Regions from separate parts of the Homo sapiens genome. Here region 1 is linked to region 2. Evidence: chromatin loops called from intact Hi-C (ENCODE). Cell type or tissue: ovary. All regions are shown on one strand. Each heading gives the region's core, and the rest is flanking DNA. Links, peaks and the distances in the headings are about the cores only. Region 1 overlaps FGD5 (FYVE, RhoGEF and PH domain containing 5). Region 2 overlaps LOC105376957 (a long non-coding RNA gene).

Region 1 (5,385 bases), core at 290-5,289, 1.0 Mb before region 2:
CCTGTGGTGCAGGGAGGGCTAAAAGCTGAATATGGAGCAAGAATGAAAGAAAAGCTCTCTGACCTACCCCACAGGTCACAGCAGCACCCACGGGAGAAGCATGAAGCCTGGCAGTCACTGAAGGTTGATGACACGGCAGCAAAACCCAAACCCAGATCAGGTGCCGACTGGACTGACCCGACTGCCCTGTACCCTACCGTGAACAGCCATGACCAAAAAAGAGGCTTACCCCACCTTGAGGGGTAAATACGATTTACCTCAGTCTCTACAGTGCTTCTACACATAATGCCTGGCCTCCAATAACAAGTTATGAGGAACACAAAAATGCAAGCAAAAAACTCCCCAACCCCAACTCATTTTCAAGAGGAGAAAGCATTCCATCAAACCACAGTGAGAAGGGACACAGGTGTCTGAGCCATCAGACCTTGAAGTAGCTCTGATTGGTGGGTAAAAGGACCTGGTGGGAAAGGTGAACACCACCCGCAAGCAGATGGAGGATTTTGGCAGAGATGGAAACCATACGTGAGCGTCCAATGGAAATTTTGAAAGTAAAAAATCAGTATCAGAAACAAAGAATTCCTTTGACAGGTTTAGCAGCAAACGGAACACAGCTGAGGAAAGACTCCATGAGCTTGAAGACAGATCAGTGGAGATGATCCATACTGAAACACAAAGAGCAGGGAAAAAGAACAGAGCATCCAAGAGGATTTCCCAAAATTAGTGAATGACAACAAACCACAGATCCAAGAAGCTCAAGAATCACAACTGGATAAAGAGCACCCCATCCCCCACAACACACACACACAGACGCATCACAGCCAAACTTCCCAAAATCAAATCAAAAGAGAAGATCTTAAAGGCAGCCAGAGAAAAGGGACACATTACACAAAGACAGATACTCATGAGTATCACAGCAGACTTTCCACCAGAAACGATGTACACCAGAAGACAGTGGAGTGGCAGCAAAGAAAAACTGTCCATCCAGGTTTCTACACCCAGGAAAAATATCTTCCACAAATTAAGGTAAATTGAACAATTAAATTAATGGGTGGTAGGAACGAGGCTTCTCACTGTTGGAGTGAGAATTTACAGATAAGCAAGGGAGGAGGCTAGTGTGGTCATGATTAGAATGGGAAACATTGGTAAAAACTCATGGTAAAAAAAAATACATAAAATACAATAAAATAAAAATAAATAAAGGCCAGCCATGGTGGCTCATGCCTATAATCCCAGCAGTTTGGAAGGCTGAGGCAAGAGGACTGCTTGACACCAGCCTGGGCAAAATAGTGGGACCTCGATCTCTACAAAAAAATAAAATAAAACTCATGGTTAGTTTAATATTCAGATACAGATGGTTATGTATGGAAATATCTACAGATATGGGTATATGCAAAAGCTGGTATACACATATATTTCTTTGCTGTCAGCTAAGGAGGTGTAAAAGAAATGATACCACATTACCAGTAAGTGCACCTAATGCCTGTATCTTGGCTGTTAGTATTATTATCCAATTAATGCAAACAGGGCTCCATGGAGAAATGACTGATTCTAAGACTGGGGCAGGAAATACACAAGGTGAGTGATCCTGGAGCACCTTGCACTGCCAGAAAGTAAGGAAGTTCTCAAAACACAAACACACACACACACCCTGAAATCTATATTGATGACACCATGTGAAAAGGGCACAGAAACCAACTGAAAACGCTCCCAATAGCCAAAGCTGAAACAATTTGAGAAATAAAATAAATAAGGAAGTGTTGGATTATAACAGTCCATACTGATATAAATGACTTCTTTATATATAATGACTAGATACACTAGCCAATGAGGGAGAAGAGACAAATCTCCCAGGCAGAGGAATTCCACATAACCTAGGTAGATATGGTGCCCTCAAGAGGAGGGAGCATAACCCCCCGCTCCTAAGAATGGGCTGCACAAACTGACTTTCTTCCAAAGGGCATGGAAAAGGCAGGGGTGAGACAGAGCAGCTTCACAGTGGAGAAACCTGCCACCAGGTGACTTCAGCCAGGTGACCAAGGTCAACATCAACAGTGGTAAATCCTGTTGCTAGTATGTGCCCTTCATATGATGGGATGAAAAGTACCTTGCTCTGTGAGCCTCTTCCCAAATAGCCATATACCCAGTCTAATCATGAGAAAAACACCAGACATTTCCACCAGAAGGGCGTCCTGCCATATACCTGACCAGTACTCCTGAAAACTGTCAAGCTCATCAAAAGCAAGGAAAATGAGAAACTACTGCAGTCAAGGGGAGCCTAAGGAAACAGGACCACTAAACAGCATGTGGGGTCCTGGAAGGGACCCTAGAACAAGACACCAGGCAAAACTAAGGAAATCTGAATGAGCTAGGGTCTTCGGTTAATAATCCTGTACCAATATTTGTGTGTTAATGTAACACATGTAGCATACTAATATACCATGGAATACTATGCAACCATAAAAAATGATGAGTTCATGTCCTTTGTAGGGACATGGATGAAACTGGAAATCATCATTCTCAGTAAACTATCGCAAGAACAAAAAACCAAACACCGCATATTCTCACTCACAGGTGGGAAATGAACAATGAGATCACATGGACACAGGAAGGGGAACATCACACTCTGGGGACTGTTGTGGGGTGGGGGGAGGGGGGAGGGATAGCACTGGGAGATATACCTAATGCTAGATGACGAGTTAGTGGGTGCAGCGCACCAGCATGGCACATGTATACATATGTAACTAACCTGCACATTGTGCACATGTACCCTAAAAGTATAATAATAATAATAATAATAAAGATGTTCATAACAGAGAACACTGTGTGGGGGACACATGGGGACTCTCAGTACTATCTTCTCAATCTTTTCTGTAAATTTAACATTGCTTTTAAACATTGTTTTAAAAAATAAAGTCTATTCAGAAAGCAGAATGATGGTTACCAGCGGCTGGGGTGCAGACTGGAATGAGGAGTTAGAGTTTAATGGGGAGAGAGTTTCAGTCTGGGAAGAGAAGTTCTGGAGATGAATGGGATGACAGCTGCATGACAGTGTGAATGTACTTAATACCTCCAAACTGCAAAAGAGTAAATGTCCCAGGCAGAGCTCCTCCCCAATCCAAGCAGGCATGGGCTAGGGGCCTCTGGTCCAGAGCAGGCCTGGTGCAGCTGTCCACAGCTGGCCCCTGCTTCCCAGCACAGCGTCCAACTTCAGCCTTGGAGAAAGCCAAGAGGGTGTCTGGCCGTCGGCTGCTCCGGTTCCTCCTCTGGGTGGGGCTGTGTGTGCAAGCTCCCCGTAGGAGGGAAGATGTATCCCTGCCTGACCTAGTTTTTCTCTCTGGAAGCAGAGGCAGCCCCGGCTAAAGGGAAATGTGGAGAACCCAGCCCATCTGCTGCTATTCCTCGACAGGGTGCTGGACCCCAAAGCACCTCTAGTTTTTGGCTGTGTTGAGGGACTCTCACTGTATGTACAAGATGCCAAAATGAGGAGGGGCAGGGAGGTCAGTGCAGAGCAGAGTGAGAGAAGAGAGGACCTTAAAGATTAAAAGGGCATGTCTGACCCACATGGAAAACGGCCCGGAAACTGGCCTGTGTATTCATACCTAGCTGATTCAGCCTCCACTCTCAGTCTACCCTTCACCAGCCAGCCCGACCTCTCTCCCTGGACTCTGATGCTACCTTGCCATCCTGTCCCCAACGCCTAGCCACCTAGCAGGTGGCTCTCTGAACTCCAACATGCACCGTCCAACCTCCATGTCTTTGCCCAGGCCAGCCCCTCTTCCTATCACCCCTTTTCTCTCTCTGCCTTCCTGGCATGTGTGCAAATCCTCCCTATGGGGACACCTCCAGGTCAACTTTTTTTTTTTTTTTTTTTAAGATGGAATCTCACTCTGTCACCCAGGCTGGAGTGCAATGCCATGGTCTCGGGTCACTGCAACCTTCGCCTCCCAGGTTCAAGCGATTCTCTAGCCTCAGCCTCCCAAATAGCTGGGACTAAAGGTGTGTGCCACCACACCTGGCTAAGTTTTGTATTTTTAATAGAGACAGGGTTTCATCATGTTGGCCAGGCTGGTCTTGAACTCCTGACCTCAAGTGATCCACCTGCCTCGGCCTCCCAAAGTGCTGGGATTACAGGCGTGAGCCACCACACCTGGCCCGTATCATCTCTTCTGGCAACCTCGGCTGGAAGGGCCACCTCCCTTCTCTGAACCCTGTGGCATTCTCTCCCATGACATCTATCATGGTCATTTGCATCCACATATTTAGTTACTCCACTAAGCGGAGGTTTCCTCAAGGGCTTGTATCTCCACTCCCCAACACAGCACAAGGTCTGACACATAGCAGGTGTCCAATAAATGCAATTTCCCTTCCTCTTCTGCCTGTGGATGACTCACTGTGTCTCTGCCACAGCAAAGTATAGCACCTCCTCGGCACACATGGCCATCATCTCCCTTCTGTGCCTGCAGAAGATGTGACTACCTGGTCACTGAACTCTTTTCCAGTGACCTAGGACTCGGGCTTGGAACCATTGTCAACACAGAGCGCTGGCATGCCTACAGCTTAGCAGGACAGTGAGCATGTGGTGACCACCTGAATGGAGCTGGGATGCGGGATCAACTCTGCCCTCTAGCAGACAGAGTCACACAGTCAGAATCAGATCTGTGCTTAGAGCCACATATTCTAGTGGACTAGTGATTCTCAAACTTTTGTGGTCCTAACATTTACCCAGGGTGCTTGTTAAAAATGCAGCTCTCTAGATCCTACATGCAGAAGCTCTGACTGGGAGGATCCAACGTGTGCCCAGGAACTAGGAGTTTACAAAGCACCCCAGGTGCTGATGGGGGTGGCCTCAGACCACAGTCGGGGCATTCCTCTCATTGTTTGAACAGTGAACTGGAGGCGCAGAGAGGGGCACACAGCGCCTGAGGTCACACATCAAGAGTCAGAGCCAGAACCCACGGCTCTCTGCAGAGTCCCACAAGAGAGACGGTTGCCTGCAGCCCCTAGGAGTGGGGCATCAGAAGGCTGACCGGAGCTGGTGGGGAGGTGCCTGGAACCTGTGTCTGAGGAAGGGGGCCGCCAGGCCGCACTCACCCCTTGCTCCATGCTGTCGTTGGCACGGTCTGTGACTTTGGAGATGAGGCTCAGTGCACCTGGGGAGGGACACAGAGCAGGAGTTGGGCCATTGCAAGAGGGGCATCAATTTTCCCCACTGTAGTGTCAGGTCACAGGCCTCAAGCCCAGCTTGGCCACTACTGCCTAGGTGACCTTGACAGTGATTTGACCACTGTCATGCATGCCTCAGTTTCCCTGGCTGTAAACTGAATATGTTATAATAGTGACCACCCTGGCAGGTGATACACAGGGACAGCCACATCGAATTGGGAG
Region 2 (5,385 bases), core at 144-5,143:
TGATTTGGTTTTGGTAGGTTGCATGTTTCCAGGAATTTATCCATTCCTTCTAGGTTATCCAATTAGTTAGTATATAATTCTTCATAATAGTCAATTATAATATTTTTATTTCTGAGGCATCTGTTGGAATATCTCATTTCTGATTTTTAATAGGATTGTTTGTAACACAGAGATAAATGCTTGAGGTGAGTGATACTACATTCACCCTGGTGTGATTATTATGTATTGCACGCCTGTATCAAAATATCTCATGTACCCTATATAAACTGTAACTATTATGGATACATAGTATATATATAAAAAAACTAAAACTAAAAATATGTTACAAGATGAGTTAGTGCAGTGTATTCAAAATAATTAATCATAGTACACAGGGTATCTCAAGATTTATGTGCCAGGACTGAGGACAAATCACAAAGTCTAACTATAATTCAAAATACTTAATATATGAGAAACCAGGAAAATGTGATCAATTCTTTTTCTTCAAGTTCAAAGGGACATGTTCCAGATGTGCAGGTTTGTTACATAGGTAAATGTGTGCCATGGTGGTTTGCTGCACAGATCATTCCATCACCTAGGTATTAAGCCCAGCATCCGTTAGCTATTTTTCCTGATGCTCTCCTTCCCCCTGTCCCCACGACAGTCCCCACGTGTCCCCAGTGTGTGTTGTTCCCCACACCCCATGTGTCCATGTATTCTCATAATTCAGCTTCCACTTGTAAGTGAGAACAAGCAACATTTGGTTTTCTATTCCTGTGTTAGTTTGCTGAGGATAATGGCTTCCAATTTCATCTATGTCCTGATCCTTTTCATGGCTGCATAGTGTTCCATGGTGTATATGTATCATATTTTCTTTATCCAGTCTATTGTTGATGGGCATTTATGTTGATTTCATGTCTTTGCTATTGTGAATAGTTCCGTAATGAACATACACGTGCATGTATCTTTACAATTAAGTGATTTATATTCCTTTGGGGAAAAACCTAATAATAGGGTTGCTAAGTCAAATGGTATTTCCGCCTCTAGATCTTTGAAGAATCCCCACAGTTGAACTAATTTACACTCCTACTAACAGTGTAAAGGCATTCCTTTTTCTCTGCAACCTCGCAACATCTGTTGTTTTTTGGCTTTTTAGTAATAGCCATTCTGACTAGCATGAGATGGTATCTCATTGTGGTTTTTATGTGCATTTCCCTAACGATCAGTGATGTTCAGCTTCTTTTTCATATGCTTGTTGGCCATGTGTATGTCTTCTTTTGATAAGTGTCTCTTCATGTCTTTGCCCACTTTTTAATGGGGTTTTTTCTTTCTTATAAATTTAAGTTCCTTGTAGACTCTGGATATTAGAACTTTGTCAGATGGATAGATTGCAAAAATTTTCTCCCATTCTGTAGGTTGTCTATTCACTCTGATGATTGTTTCTTCAGCTGTGCAGAAGTTCTTTGGTTTAATTAGATCCCATTTGTCGATTTTTGCTTTTGCTGCTATTGCTTTTGGCATTTTCATCATGAAATCTTTGTCTGTGCCTATGTCCTGAATGGTATTGCCTAGATTTTCTTCTAGGGTTTTTATACTTTTGTGTTTTACATCAAGTCTTTAATCCACCTTGAGTTAATTTCTGCATATGGTGTAAGGAAGGGTTCCAGTTTCAACTTTCCGCATTTGGAAAGCCAGTTCTCCCAGCATCACTTATAAAATAAAAAATCTTCCCCCATTGCTTGTTTTTGTCAGGTTTGTTGAGGATCAAATCACTGTAGGTGTGTGGTCTTATTTCTGAGTTCTCTATTCTGTTCCATTGGTCTATGTGTCTGCTCTTGTACCAGTACCATGCTGTTTTAGTTACTGTAGCCTTGTAGTATAATCTGAAGTCAGGTAGCGTGATACCTCCAGCTTTGTTCTTTTTGCTTAGGATGATTTGGCTTTTCAAGCTCTCTTTTAGTTCCATACAAATTTTAGAATAGTTTTTTGTAATTCTGTGAAGAGTGTCAATGGTAGTTTAATGGGAATAGCATTGATTCCACAAATTACTTTGGGCAGTATGGCCATTTTCACTGTATTGATTCTTCCTATCCATGACCATGGAATGTTTTTCCATTTGTTTGTGTCCTCTCTGATTTCCTTGAGCAGCCGTTTGTAGTTCTCCTTGAAGAGGTCCTTCACTTCCCTTGTTAGCTGTATTCCTGGATATTTTTTTCTTTCTGTAGCAATTGTGAATGGGAGTTCATTCATAATTTGGCTCTCTGCTTGCTTGTTATTGGTGTATAGAAATGCTAGCAATTTTTACACATTGATTTTATATCCTGAGACTTTGCTGAAGTTGCTTATCAGCTTAGAAGCTTTTGGGCCAAGACAATGGAGTTTTCTAGATATAGGATCATGTCATCTGTAAACAAAGACAATATGACTTCCTCTCTTCCTACTAGAATACTCTTGATTTCTTTATCTTGCAGGCTCATAGCTGTGGCCAGGACTTCTAAATCTCTCTAAAGGAGAGAAACATAACTGGCTATTCTGGTTGTCGCACCTGTATTGTCTTATCATGATTCCTAGCTTCTTTGCATTGGGTTATAACATGCTCCTTTAGCTCTGTGAAGTTCATTATTACCCACCTTCTAAAGTCTACTTCTGTCAATTCAGCCATCTCAGCCTCAGCCCAGTTCTGTGCCCTTGCTGGATAGGTGTTGTGGTCATTTGGAGGAGAAGACACACTGACTTTTTGAGTTTTCAGTGTTTTTGTGTTGATTTTTTCTCATCTTTGTGGGGTTATCTACCTTCAATCTTTGAGGTTTCTGACTTTTGTGAGATCTTTGTGGATGTTGTTATTTTCTGTTTGTTTTAACAGGCCACTCTTCAGTAAAGCTGTTGTGGTTTGCTGGGGTTCCACTCCAGACCCTAGTTGCCTCGGTTTTTCCCATACCTGGAGGTATCACAAGTGATGCCTGCAAAACAGCAAAGAGGGAAGCCTGCTCCTTCCTCCAGAAACTCCAACTCCGGGGCCACTCACTTGTTGCCAGCCTGAATGTGGCTGCAGGAGGTGGTTGAAGACCCCTGCTAGGAGGTCTCACCCAGTGGGAAAGAACAGGATCAGGGACCTACCTAAAGAAGCAGTCTGACTGCCCTTTGGTAGAGCAGGTAAGCTGAGTTGGGGAGGACCATTCCTCATCTGGACCATTTGTATTCTCCAAAGCCAGCAGGCTGGAACAGCTGAGTCTACCAAACTGCAGAGATGGTAGCCACCCCTCCCCCTGGAGCTTTGTGGGACAAAGCTCTCCCTGGGGGTAGAGATCAGAGCTCTGTCTATAGAACACTTGCTGGAGTGGCTGAAGCCCCTGCAGGGAGGTCTCACCCAGTGAGAAGAAATGGTTCAGGGTCCTGCTTAAAAAAGCAGTCTGGCCAAGATCTGGCAAGGCAGCTGTGCTGTCCTGTGGGGATCCCCCCCTTGTTCAGACCACCTGTATTTTTCAAAGCTGGCAGGCTGAAACAACTGAGTCTACCAAACCACAGAGATGGCAGCCACCCCTACCCCTGGGAACTTGGTCCAGACTCAGGCAGACTCCAGCCTACTGCTGCCGGCTGGCTGGAATTCCAAGCCATTGGGTCTCAACCTGTGAGATGCCATGGAAATGGGGCCTGCAGAATGATGCCACTTGGCTCCCCAGACTCAGCCCCCTTCCTAGGGACATGCACAGATGAATCTTCTGCCTTGCCACAGATCCTGGGGCTGGAGTATGCAAAACTCCTGGGTGTCTGTGTGTGCCTGAGTGGCCACTCTGCCAAGACTCCACACAGGCCATGTATCGAGCCCAAGACCCTGGTATTGTGGCTCATGAGGGGATCTCCTGATCCACAGCTTGCAGAGATCCATGGGATGAGTGTAATTTCTGGGGAAGGGTCACGCATTGACTCACCACTTCCCTTGGCTGGGGGTGGGGGTTCCCTTGGCTTGGTGCTGCTCCCAAGTGGGTCATCACCCCACCCCACTTCTTTTCATTCTCTGTGGGTCAAGCTATTTGCTTAGTCAGTCCCAATATGAGAACCCGAATATCTCAATTGAAGGTGCTGAATTCACTTGCTCCTTTCATTCCTCTCTGTGAGTGCCACAGACTGCAGCTACTTCCAATCAGCCATCCTGGCCCCTCAACAACCAAATGTGATCAATTCTTAGTATACCATCCATACACATGCTGAAATACCAAAAAAGATTTCTGAAAAGAAAGCAAAATATTACAGAAATAAGTGCAATTACTATTTCAGCACAAGATTTTTGGTAGAGAGGAAAAGATTAGATTTTGTTAATTTGGGCTCAAATCCAATGCATTTTTCCCTCTACCTAATGAAATATTACTGAATTATCATATGGCTTAGAGACTCCATTGTAGGGTTCACTTATACCCCCACATTTCAACACCTCTGAATCATGATGCATCTTATAATCAATGAAATACCATAGTCTAGGAGGTTTTTTAAGTCTTAGTGGTACACAAAATAATGGCATATCTCACAGTTCATTACAAGTTTGATTTGATAAAATATGGTACATGACCCTCATAAATAGGTTTCCCTTCTAACTTGTTGGTTTAAAAAATAAAAGTAAGGTACTACGAGAGTAGGGACTCTGAATCATACCCTATCATATTCCTATTCCTTTCCAGTGTATTTGAATTTTTATTCTGCTACCTGAATTAATTTAAATTATGCAAAAAATTATAAACACTATACTGAAGAATCTTAAAGCTTATAAGTTTTTCTTTTTGGTATCTGATAATATCAATTTATTAGAATATGTTTACATGAATTCCAAATTTTCCAAATTAATAGAATAATTCAGTATGTACTCAGGATGAATTTAGTGATTTACAAAGTTTCTTTTCCAGGTGATTTTCCCAAACTGGCTTTTCACCTGTATGAGTTCTCACATGTTGTTTATCCACGTGCATGAGTCTTTACATGCCAAGTAATTAATGAACTCTTATACATTCTGATGAATGTAATAAATTGATAATGTTTTCTCCAGTGTAAATTATTTGCTCTCTAAATGAGGTCTTTATAGCTAAAGGCTCTGTGACATAATCATGAGGTTTCTCTTCAATGTGCATTCTCTGTGGTTAATGAGGTATCTAAATAATTTAATACATTGACTATATTAATGAGATTTAGGAGTATTAGGAGTTTTTACATTAGTAAAAGAGAAGTTATTTTGAAAAGTATTTCCACACTAATTACAGTTTATACTGTATTCTCTCCAGTATGAATTCTCCAATACTAATGAAGGATGATTTATAGTTAAAGAACTGCCCACATTGCTAGCATTCAAAGGACTTCTTACTATTGTTGTACAGAAACTGAGCTACAGGTACAAGGTTTCTCACATTTACTACATTCACG

What was found. Peaks named below come from ENCODE experiments on the same cell type or tissue, not always from the same donor. Only the 100,000 strongest peaks of a DNase experiment are listed, where the experiment ranks them.
Region 1: a loop joins it to region 2, with 4 times the contacts of the local background. A loop is called at or near these places in 2 of 110 quality-filtered maps.

What each region holds. Positions count from the first base shown.
Region 1 is chr3:14,900,768-14,906,152 of GRCh38, reverse strand. It overlaps FGD5 (FYVE, RhoGEF and PH domain containing 5), which reads right to left. Exons shown (of 20, transcript NM_152536.4): 9 at 5,092-5,150. Among named protein-coding and RNA genes, the nearest start is that of NR2C2, 44 kb to the left of the region's middle. RefSeq lists an enhancer at 4,539-5,385. In ovary, for the core only: no CTCF peak of the experiment used is centred there; DNase peaks (open chromatin) are centred at 3,232 and 3,594.
Region 2 is chr3:13,902,460-13,907,844 of GRCh38, reverse strand. LOC105376957 (a long non-coding RNA gene) reads right to left here. Exons shown (of 3, transcript XR_001740602.3): 3 at 1-4,205. Among named protein-coding and RNA genes, the nearest start is that of WNT7A, 25 kb to the right of the region's middle. RefSeq lists an enhancer at 260-429 and a silencer at 3,559-3,853. In ovary, for the core only: no CTCF peak of the experiment used is centred there; no DNase peak of the experiment used is centred there; H3K27me3 peaks cover 439 bases.